Regions from separate parts of the Homo sapiens genome. Here region 2 is linked to region 1. A link is a loop called in an ENCODE intact Hi-C map of the cell type or tissue named here. Cell type or tissue: transverse colon. All regions are shown on one strand.

Evidence for each region. Hi-C counts contacts between places; a loop is a spot of excess contacts. Peaks named below come from ENCODE experiments on the same cell type or tissue, not always from the same donor. Only the 100,000 strongest peaks of a DNase experiment are listed, where the experiment ranks them.
Region 2: it touches region 1 in a loop (35-fold over the local background); 2 of 110 quality-filtered maps call a loop at or near these places.

Annotation. Positions count from the first base shown.
Region 1 is chr13:39,292,668-39,297,667 of GRCh38, reverse strand. No RefSeq gene overlaps it. Among named protein-coding and RNA genes, the nearest start is that of NHLRC3, 260 kb to the right of the region's middle. In transverse colon, no CTCF peak of the experiment used is centred here; no DNase peak of the experiment used is centred here.
Region 2 is chr13:39,407,121-39,412,120 of GRCh38, reverse strand. All of the region lies in intron 2 of LHFPL6 (LHFPL tetraspan subfamily member 6), which reads left to right. Among named protein-coding and RNA genes, the nearest start is that of LHFPL6, 190 kb to the left of the region's middle. In transverse colon, no CTCF peak of the experiment used is centred here; no DNase peak of the experiment used is centred here; H3K27ac peaks cover 996 bases.

The DNA.
Region 1 (5,000 bases):
GCTATAAAGATACTACCTGAGCTTGAGTAGTTTATAAACAAAAGAGGTTTAACTGACTCACAGTTCCACATGGCTAGAGAGGCCTCAGGAAACTTACAGTCAGGGCAAAAGGCAAAGAGGAAGCAAGACACATCTTACATGGCAGCAGGAGAGAGAGAGACAGCAAAGGGCAAAGTGCCACTTTTAAAATCATCAGATCCTGTGAGAACTCACTATCACAAGAACAGCATGGGGGAAACTGTCCTCATGATCCAATCACCTCCTGCCAGGTCCCTCCCTCAACATGTGGGAATTACAATTTGGATGAGATTTGGGTGGTGGCACAGAGTAAAACCAAGTCATTCTGCCCCAGCCCCTCCCAAATCTCACGTCCTTCTCACATTTCAAAATGCAATCATGCCTTCTCAACAGTGCCCTAGAGTCTTAACTCATTTCAGCATTAACTCAAAGTCCACAGTCCAAAGTCTCATCTGAGTGACAAGCCAGTTTCTTCCACCTATGAGCCTGTAAAATCAAAAACAATTTGGTTACTTCCAAGATACAATGGGGGTACAGGCACTGGGTAAATGTTCCCATTCTAAATGGGAGAAATTGGCCAAAACAAAGGGGTCACAGGCCCCATGCAAATCTGAAACCCAGAGGGGCAGTCATTAAATCTTAAAGCTCTCAAATGATCTCCTCTGACTCCATGTCTCACATCCGGGGCATGCTGATGCAAGGGTGGGCTCCCAAGGCCTTTGGCAGCTCCACCCCTGTGGCTTTGCAGGGTGTAGTTCCTGTGGCTGCTTTCACGGGCTGGCATTGAGTGCCTGTGGCTTTTCCAGGTGCACAATGCAAGCTGTAGGTGGATCTACCATTCCGGGGACTGGAGGTTGGTGGACTTCTTCTCACAGCTCACTAGGCAGTGCCCCACTGGGGACTCTGTGTGGGGGCTCCAACCCCATATTTCCTCTCTGCATTGTCCAAGTAGAGGTTCTCCATGAGGGCTGTGTCCCTGCAGCAGACTTCTGCCTGAGCATCCAGGCATTTCCATACATCCTCTGAAATCTAAGTGGAGGCTCCCAAAGCTCAAATCTTGTCTTCTGCATACCTGCAGGCCCAACACCACATGGAAGCCCCAAGGCTTGGGGCTTGCACCCACTGAAGCAGTGGCCTAAGCTGTACCTTGGCCCCTTTTAGCCACCACTGGAGCTGGAGCAGCTGGGACACAGCGCACCAAGTCCAGAGGTTACACAGAGCAGCAGGGCTCTGGGCCCAGCCCATGAAACCATTTTCCCCTCCTAGGCCTCTGGGCCTGTGATGGGAGGGGCTGCCTCTGAAGATCTCTGACATGCTCTGGGGACATTTTTCCCATTGTCGTGGCAAATTAACATTCAGCTCCTCATTATTTATGCAAATTTCTGCAGGTAGCTTGAATTTCTCCTCAGAAAATGGGTTTTTGTTTTCTACTGCAAGGTCAGGCTATAAAGTTTCCAAACTTTTATGCTCTGCTTCCCTTTTAAAAATAAGTTCCAATTTCAAATCATCTCTCTCAGGTTCAAACCTCCACAGATCTCTAGGGCAGGGGCAAACTACTGCCAGTCTCTTTGCTAAAGCATAACAAGAGTGACCTTTGCTCCAGTTCCTAAGAAGTTTCTCGTCTCCATCTGAGACCACCTCAACCTGGACTTCATTGTCCATATCACAATCAACATTTTGGTCAAAACCATTCAACAAGTCTTTAGGAAGCTCCAAACTTTCCCACATTTTCCTGTTTTTTTTTTTTTTTCTGAGCCTTCCAAACTGTTCCAACCTCTGCCCATTACCCAGTTCCAAAGTTGTTTCCACAGTTTTAGTTTATCTTTATAGCAGCATCCCACTATCCTGGTACCAATTTTCTGTTTTCACGCTGCTATAAAGATACTACCTGAGAGTGGGTAATTTATAAACAAAAGAGGTTTAATTGACTCACAGTTCCACATATCTGGGAAGGCCTCAGGAAACTTACAATTGTGGTGGAAAGTGAAAGGAAAGCCAGGCACATTTTACATGGCAGCAGGAGGTGGGGTGGGAGAGTGCCAGACACTTCTCAAACAACCAGATCTTGTGAGAACTCACTCACTGTTATGAGAACAGCATGAGAGAAACTGTCCCCATGTTTCAATCACCTCCCACCTTGTTCCTCCCTCAACTCATGGGGATTACAATTCAGATTACAATTGGAGATGAGATTTGGGTGGGGACACAACCAAACCATATCAGGGAGCTTCACAGTAAACTGGAAAAATATCCCTGCATTCTTAGTGGTAATAAATGGAGTATGTTTGCTTTTCATTCACCAAAAACTAAAGATCAATGGCAGTGGCTTGCTGCCACTCTCTATGGCTATGAAACACATATATTGTGGAGGTTTGAAAGTAGGCTGTGGTGGACAGAATAACAAGCTTCCAAAGATGTCCATGCCCTAATCCCTGGGACCATTGAATATGTTCCCATAGTTGGAAAAAGACTTTGCCTGTGAGGTGAAGTTTGTGATCACTTGGGCCCTTAGAAGAGGAAGAAGGAAGTGGCAGTCAGAGAGATACGCTAATGGAAGAGAAGGCAGAAGAGGCATGGCAGCCTGAGGAGGACTTGACCTGCACCTGTGGGCTTTGATGATGGAGGAAGGGGACCATGAGCCTTGGAATATTGGCAGGTCTAGTGTCTGAGAATGCCCTGGTCCACAGTCCACAGCCAACAAGAAAATGTGGACGTGGGTCATAGCCCTGCTGCTGCCTTAATTTTGGCCCTGTGAGACTCTACACAGATGCCCAGTTGAGCCCTGCAGTTCTGGGACTTCTGCCTACAGAAACTGCGATGATAAATTAGTTTTGTTTTAAGCCACTAAACTGTGGTGATTTATTATGGCACCAAAGCAAATGACTACAGAGGGATGTCACAGAGGTGGTTCACTTACCTGGCACCCAATCCACATCTGCATGTTTCAACTCATGCACAGATACCTGGTGCAATCCTTTGATGATGGGTTATCAGGACTTATTTCAACTTCAAAGTCGGGATTGGGAATCAAAACAGCATATGCCCATCCCCAAAAAACAGTGGTTTGGGGTCACTTTGATTAGAAGAGAGCAGTATAAATGTAGGCTTGTGAGACATCAATGACTCTTTGACGCTGGACAGTTGAGAAGTCTTTCATCATCCTTTTAGGTCTGACATTACTTTCTCTGTGTTCAGCCATTCAGCCACTCAACAAACATATTGAGGGCTGTCAAGCATTGCCTGGCACTTGTACGTATCTTGTTATAATTGTAATGATTTATTTTCATGCTCGTTTCCATCTCCAACTCCTACTACATTACTGGCACATAGTGGAACTTCATAATTGGCTATAAACAAATGGACTCCAGTAATTAATTTGTCCTAATTAATTACTGACAGTGAATATGATTATTTTGACCCAAAGTAAAATACTGTCATGTCCTTCTTCCCTAAACTATTGTACAAAAGCCTTTCCATTTCTTCTAATTCTGTTATGGCCTCTTACTCTAAAATAAGAGGAACATATTCAAGTTATTAGAGTGGCAAATCATAATTTAAATTTCCCTTGGTTTTCATTTGTGTCATCTCTCTATTATTGTGACGATAGCCCTCTAATCCTTGTTTGTGTGATTCAATATAAAATATTCGGAGAGTATCACAGAGAAGGCTGTCTCTACTCTCATTTATTAATATAGGCCTAGGCGTGCAATTTAAAACTTGCATGTTCATGTTTCAGCTGTTCTGTCAATAGATTTTTTAAAAATTGTACATTCCTAGGGGAAAGAATAAGTCACAGTTGCCCATCTCTCATGACATGCATGTGTTGCTATTTTAAATCCTAATAAATTTGTCACTTCTGGACAGTGCTGTGCTATCTTGACCTTGCTCAGTCAGGCTTGTTGGTGAAAAGCAAATCATTTGAAAAGGCTGTGCCAATTCATTAGTTGTTGCATTTTCTATTTTTTTTTTTTGCAACATCAACTCTGAATATTTGATCATTTTTGTAATGAAACACCTTAACATTTTCTTGACTTTCTCATTCTTACTACTTTCATTAGCCCTGGAGTTCTTAAACAAACTATCATACTCCCTCCCAGAAGTTACAGTTTCAACATGCTCCTTGTACTGAATTTTACAGTAAGCACAAGTTCAAAGCACATTTCCAAAGAATATTCTTTTGTTAATTTTTTGAACACAGGGCTTGAGAAAATACCTGAAGTTTGAGATACATGTTAAAAACAAATTTTACATAAGCCTATATTTAGATGGCTGGTTATTTCTCATCCAAAGAGTTCCTTTACAGGAGAAAGATTTAAAATTTACAATTTTTTCATGCAGTTTCCTCTGAGCATTTGGATGGGCATCCAAAGGAGCACTGGGCAATTTCTTTTAAAGACTTTAAAACAAAAATGGCATTGAGAGATCCTCTGTGTTGAACAGTGAAAGTGTACACATGCGATTTTCAGCCTTTACAAAACTCACTTTCATGGAAAGAGAGAGAAATCAAGTACTATAATGAAATCAAGTTTATCATAAAACAAAGGCTACTTCTATTCTTACAGATGACAGTATACTTCTACATTTGCCCCACTGTGTGTTCACTCTTCTGGAGTCATCCATTATTATGTCAAGTATGGCCCACTAGTTATGCAACAATTTCATTGCTATTATCTCAATCCACACAAGAACTTGGGAAAAGATGAAAAGGGATCACGATGAAAAAGTATTTTCAGTCTTCTGATGAAAGGCTACAAACCATTATTTCCCACTTACGTCTTTCTAGCCCCCTGGCTTTAATGGAAACCCAGATAATAATAATAATTATTATTGTTATTGTTATTTTAACTTTTAGGCTCATGGGTACATGTGCAGGTTTATTATACAAGTAAATTATGTGTCATGGGATGTTGGTGTACAGATTATTTTGTCACCCAGGTAATAAGCATAGTAACTGATATGTAGTTTTTTGATCCTCTCTTTCC
Region 2 (5,000 bases), 110 kb before region 1:
AACACGGTAAAAGTTTATTTCTAGCTCACATTACAGCCCAAGTAGATATTACCAGTCAGCTTCCATATGATGATTCAAGAATCCAGGTTCTATTGATAGGTATACCATCCCCTAAGTCTCTTCTAATACTTATGTCCCACAGAAGTGAAAGAGAGTATGGGAAGCTGTATCCATCTACTTCTTAAAAGCCATGATGAGAAACAGCACACATCACTTACTCCCATATTCCTTAGCTAGATTTCACTTAATGGCCACATCCCACTGAAGAGACACTGGGAAATACAGTTTAAGTATGTGCCTCAGAAGGAGAAATTGAATTTTGTAAATAGCTGGCAGTGCTTGTCATTATTTAGAGGTAGGCAAGGGCTATAGTTCTACTTCCCGACAATTCCATTGCAAATACAGAAGCATACTCATAACATTCCCACACAGATATGTCATAGCAATCAGGCCCCAGTAATCATAGCGCCTTTTCTGAAGCTCATGAAAGTCCCAGGTCTCTGTCCCTGTAGGTGCTTCAATCACAGCTGATATGAAAGGGTCCTCGTGAGATAAACACAACACTATTATAAGGGCAGGACTTGGTTAAGCTTAGAGAAGGAATAAGGCAACCGAAGTCCTGTGAATCATGCTTGGATATACCACTATTTTGGAATCAAGTTCAGCAACCATTTCAAAAAGCACCTCACTTCCAAAAAGTGGCTCACCTCCTTAGCTCCCTGGATTATTCTAGTGTTACACATAAAAGGGAAGAATGTCTTTAGATTCTATCCAAATCCACATATATTGAGCACCAATAATTTTACTAACAAAAACCCCCACCTCTTATACCCGTTTTGCCAATTAGAAAAACTTCTCAGGTTGGTGTGGACATAAAAATAAGGAAAGCAGATCTGTAGCAGCCACCCTGGAGTGTGGCCTTTTGATGAAATATTAGCAACTACAGTTGATGTGCATATTCGTACATAGAGCAACTCACTGCCCCCAGGAATAAACAGGTTATTCACGCATACATATCATACTACCCGTGCAGACATGTGTTTATTATAGGCAGCAAAATATTATAAAAGGTAAATTTAGCCTTTTATTTAAATATCCCTCTGACAGAGATTGTCACTAAGGAAGGCTCCCCTATAATAAACCGCTTATTTATAATACAATGGTTTAATATGTAATAATTGCTTGAAATATGGAATGTTGTCCGTAAGCCAAGCAGTTGTGTGATCAGGAAGTTGTAGATTTCTCTTTTTCCCTGCAAAGATTGATAGGGGACAATGACTTCTTGATTCAATAACCTTCGGAAAAGGAAGTAGTGAAATGTTAACATTCTTCAAAGACTTGACTTTTGAAAAGCATCCTGAAGCCACTGTGGGCTGATTGATCATCTCAGTGGGGGTGTCCTCTGGGAGGTTTTGTACAAAATACTCCTGGATTGTGCAATAAGGAGCTGCATTTCTCCAGAACATGAGAAATATCTGTTGTGAATGTTATTCATACATTTTTTTTGGATACTCAAAAATTCCTGTTTTTCGTGACTGTCTTTTGTTGGTTTTGTCATTGTTGGTGGGATGGGGAGAAAGAGGATCTGTTTCTCTGAAATGATATTTGAAGTATGTGTTTAGATCCTAGATGGAGAGTTCACTTCTAAGTTGTGTAATAACATTGTTTTCAAGTTTAGTGGTGGTGTTCCATGGGGATACTGGAGACCACCCTACTTGTGCTTGGGGGCTGCTATCTTCATTCATTGTGGTTTTCACCATGGCAATGGGAATAGAATTTTCAGCTCTCTGAGCTCTTCTGCATTCTTAAGTAAGCTTGCATAATACTGCTGAGGACAAAGCAGTTGCCTGCTGAAAGCCAAATGAATGCATAAATTTGGCCTCAAGATTTTTGAACTGTTGTGAAAGAGTTTTTGTGTCTTAGGTTTCTTTTTTTCTTTCAAATCACCACTAGCAAATTTTTTCTTCAGATGATATCTTTGTTATCCAAAATCTGATGTATAATGAAGGTAGGTAGACAATTTTAACACATGATTTACAAATGAGTTGCAGAGGCTAGGTAAGTCTTTTAAGAGTTTTTATATTAAGTGAAAGCTCCCCTTTTAAACATTTGTCTGGGATTTTGTGCTGGGCATGATCCAACAAAAGATTATTGCTTCTGTAACAAAAATGATAAACTCTGTAGAAGTTGGCTTAGAGATCTTGCCATATTGTTGAATAGCATTGAATGCTATTGAATTATTCTTTTTCTAGATGACTGAGCTAAAAGGAAGCTATTGTTACAGAACAATTTATTTTGGAATTGTTTCTTTTCCTTTTCTTTCTTCCTTTCCTTTCCTGTCTCACATTATATCTTCCCTAACCAAATGACATTTGTAATTACTGTTACCTGAAGACATTCTGGTAAGTTTTACCCAAATAATTCAATGGTTACTTTAGGAAACATAAGAAGTAAGTGCATATATTGAACTGTCATGTCAAATTTGTGTACTGTGGAAGGCAGGCATTTGAATCAATAAGTACAGCTTGGCCCAGAGACATATAAGTCCCTGAAACCCTTCAGGGATGAGAACACTGTGACAACAAATAATGCCTATCAGTGGTGGTCATGCGTAGTATCTCAGTACATTTCAAATGTTTTTTTTGTTTTTTTGTTTTTTTTGTTTTTGAGATGGAGTCTCACTCCGTTGCCCAGGCTGGAGTGCAGTGGTGCAATCCCAGCTCACTGCAACCTCCACCTCCCAGGTTCAAGCGATTCTCCTGCCTCAGCCTCCTGAGTAGCTGGGATTACAGGCATGCATCACCACGCCCGGCTAATCTTTGTATTTTTAGTAGAGACGGGGTTTCACCATGTTGGCCAGGGTAGTCTAGAACTCCTGACCTCAAGTGATCCGCCCACCTCAGCCTCCCAAAGTGCTGGGATTACAGATGTGAGCCACCGCGTCTGGCAGTACATTTCAATTTGAGCTAGGTCTGATGACTCAGGGAATGTCTTGAAGGAAAAATTCATTTAGAAATATGAAACAAAAGGCATTTGGCGCATAGATTTAGGTGATGTCAAAGTTACCTGCTTAACGCTACAAATTCCTCATATCTTAAAGTGCACTAAGCTACTTTCCCACTATCCTGCACAAATGGACCACTACTTTGATTATTGTGATGGCTCTTTACAAAACATTCAGGTGGCTTTGGGTTGGAAAAAGCCAAAAAAGGAGTTTTTACTTTCTTAGATGACCAATATAGTCAATTAAAGAATAATAATAACAACACAAACCTCTCATTCCTTCTATTACTATTACAAATTTTGTTCTAAATTACATTTCTGGTCATGCTGCTGGAAGCTCCAAACTGGATCTGCTTTCTGTTTTGGATGTTGACAGGCAGAGTGTCATTGTGACAGAAGGCATCGGCTGTTTTCCATGGTCCGCTTATATTTGAACCTGACTTTTATTTTCAAAGGCTCAAGCCATAGCAGTTCAACAATAAGGAATAAGTGTTTGTTTTTTGTTTGGTACAAAATATAGGAAAGCACTATAATGAAAATAGAATCGGCCCAAATTATGGGAGAATGCATTGTTTATTAAGTCATTTTAGTTTCCTGTAATAAGAACTGGGAAGTCTCTGGATATTTATAATTGTCTATATGTAAGCAGTAATCCTGGAAGATCTGTGTAAGGATCAAATGAATTGCACTTAATTAAAGTGATTATACCAGGAACTTTCTAACATTGTTTTCAATTTGGGGATGAAAAGATATCTTCATTACTATGGAATAATTCCCTGGCCTTCTGGTCTGATAATCTGGGGAAAGACTTCTGCCTGCATTAGGGCAGTTAAGTTTAGTCTACAAGTTAGCCAAGATATTTCCATAAATCAAATAGCAATTTCAATTTATGTCTGACTTATTAATAAATTTACATTAAACTCAGCTATTTCTTAGCAAAATTGAGTAACTTATTCAATAGTTTTTGACACTTTGGGGAATGCATATATGTTGTATTTACTTATTTTATTTCCACTGTATTTCAAAAGGGATTTGAGATAGCTGAGTATAAACATCCTGCTTTAGACCATGTCAGGTACAAAGATGAGTAAGTAGTCTCTGGCATCCATTTTGGTTACGCTGTTATGCAGAAGGAAAGGGAAGCGTTGAACACTGTGTCCCAGACAGCGTCTGCCACCTTCCATTCATTCTCAGAAGGAAAACTCCCGTTTCTTTCCAAGATAATCCACTACTGTTTATCTGACTCTAAAATTGTTTTTTATATATTTATTGATGGCTAATTAAATGAGTCAACTTTTATAACGTGGTTCTTGAAGAAAAAAGTTGACAGGTCATAAATTCATTGTTAAAAATTATGTGCAAAGGTATATGTTCTGTGTACTTGTATATGAATGGCTCAGTTAATATTAAAGTGGAACACCCTTTTAAAAAATATTTATTAGGTAGTAGAGCATCACTTTCATAGTTCATTACATTTAACTCCTATTTATGGCTCAGATATTTTTTCCATTACAGGCAGATATCTTCTAAAGCATTTCTAAGTCATTTTCCTTAGCAAATAGCAAGTTTTGATGACATGACCTAATTCTTCCAGTTTTCAATTTCTAAGATGTTTGGCCCATGTCCCATTTGGCACTTACCTGGGAAGGATCAAGAATAGTTAGTGAAGATGTTTGTGGCTAAAAGTCTGGAAAATGGAAAACTTACTTGCTGCAGACAAATGCCTTAGCCTGCATCAAGGTGAACTTCAAACTGCAGTATGGCCAGAAGGTGGGGGTACTCAGAAGGGCTTGGTCTGGAAGAATCAGACTCTGCCCTGGGAGTTCTTTCTCAGGCAGAGTATCTATAAAAGGATTGGAGAGATTAGGAAAATCATTAATTACTTGGTCAGTACAGAATTTTTTTTAAATGGGCAGGGAACCCTTGGAATCCAATGGAGAAATTAATTATCTATGAAACTCAAATAAATTTGAATTAATACAACTGAAGCAATGAAG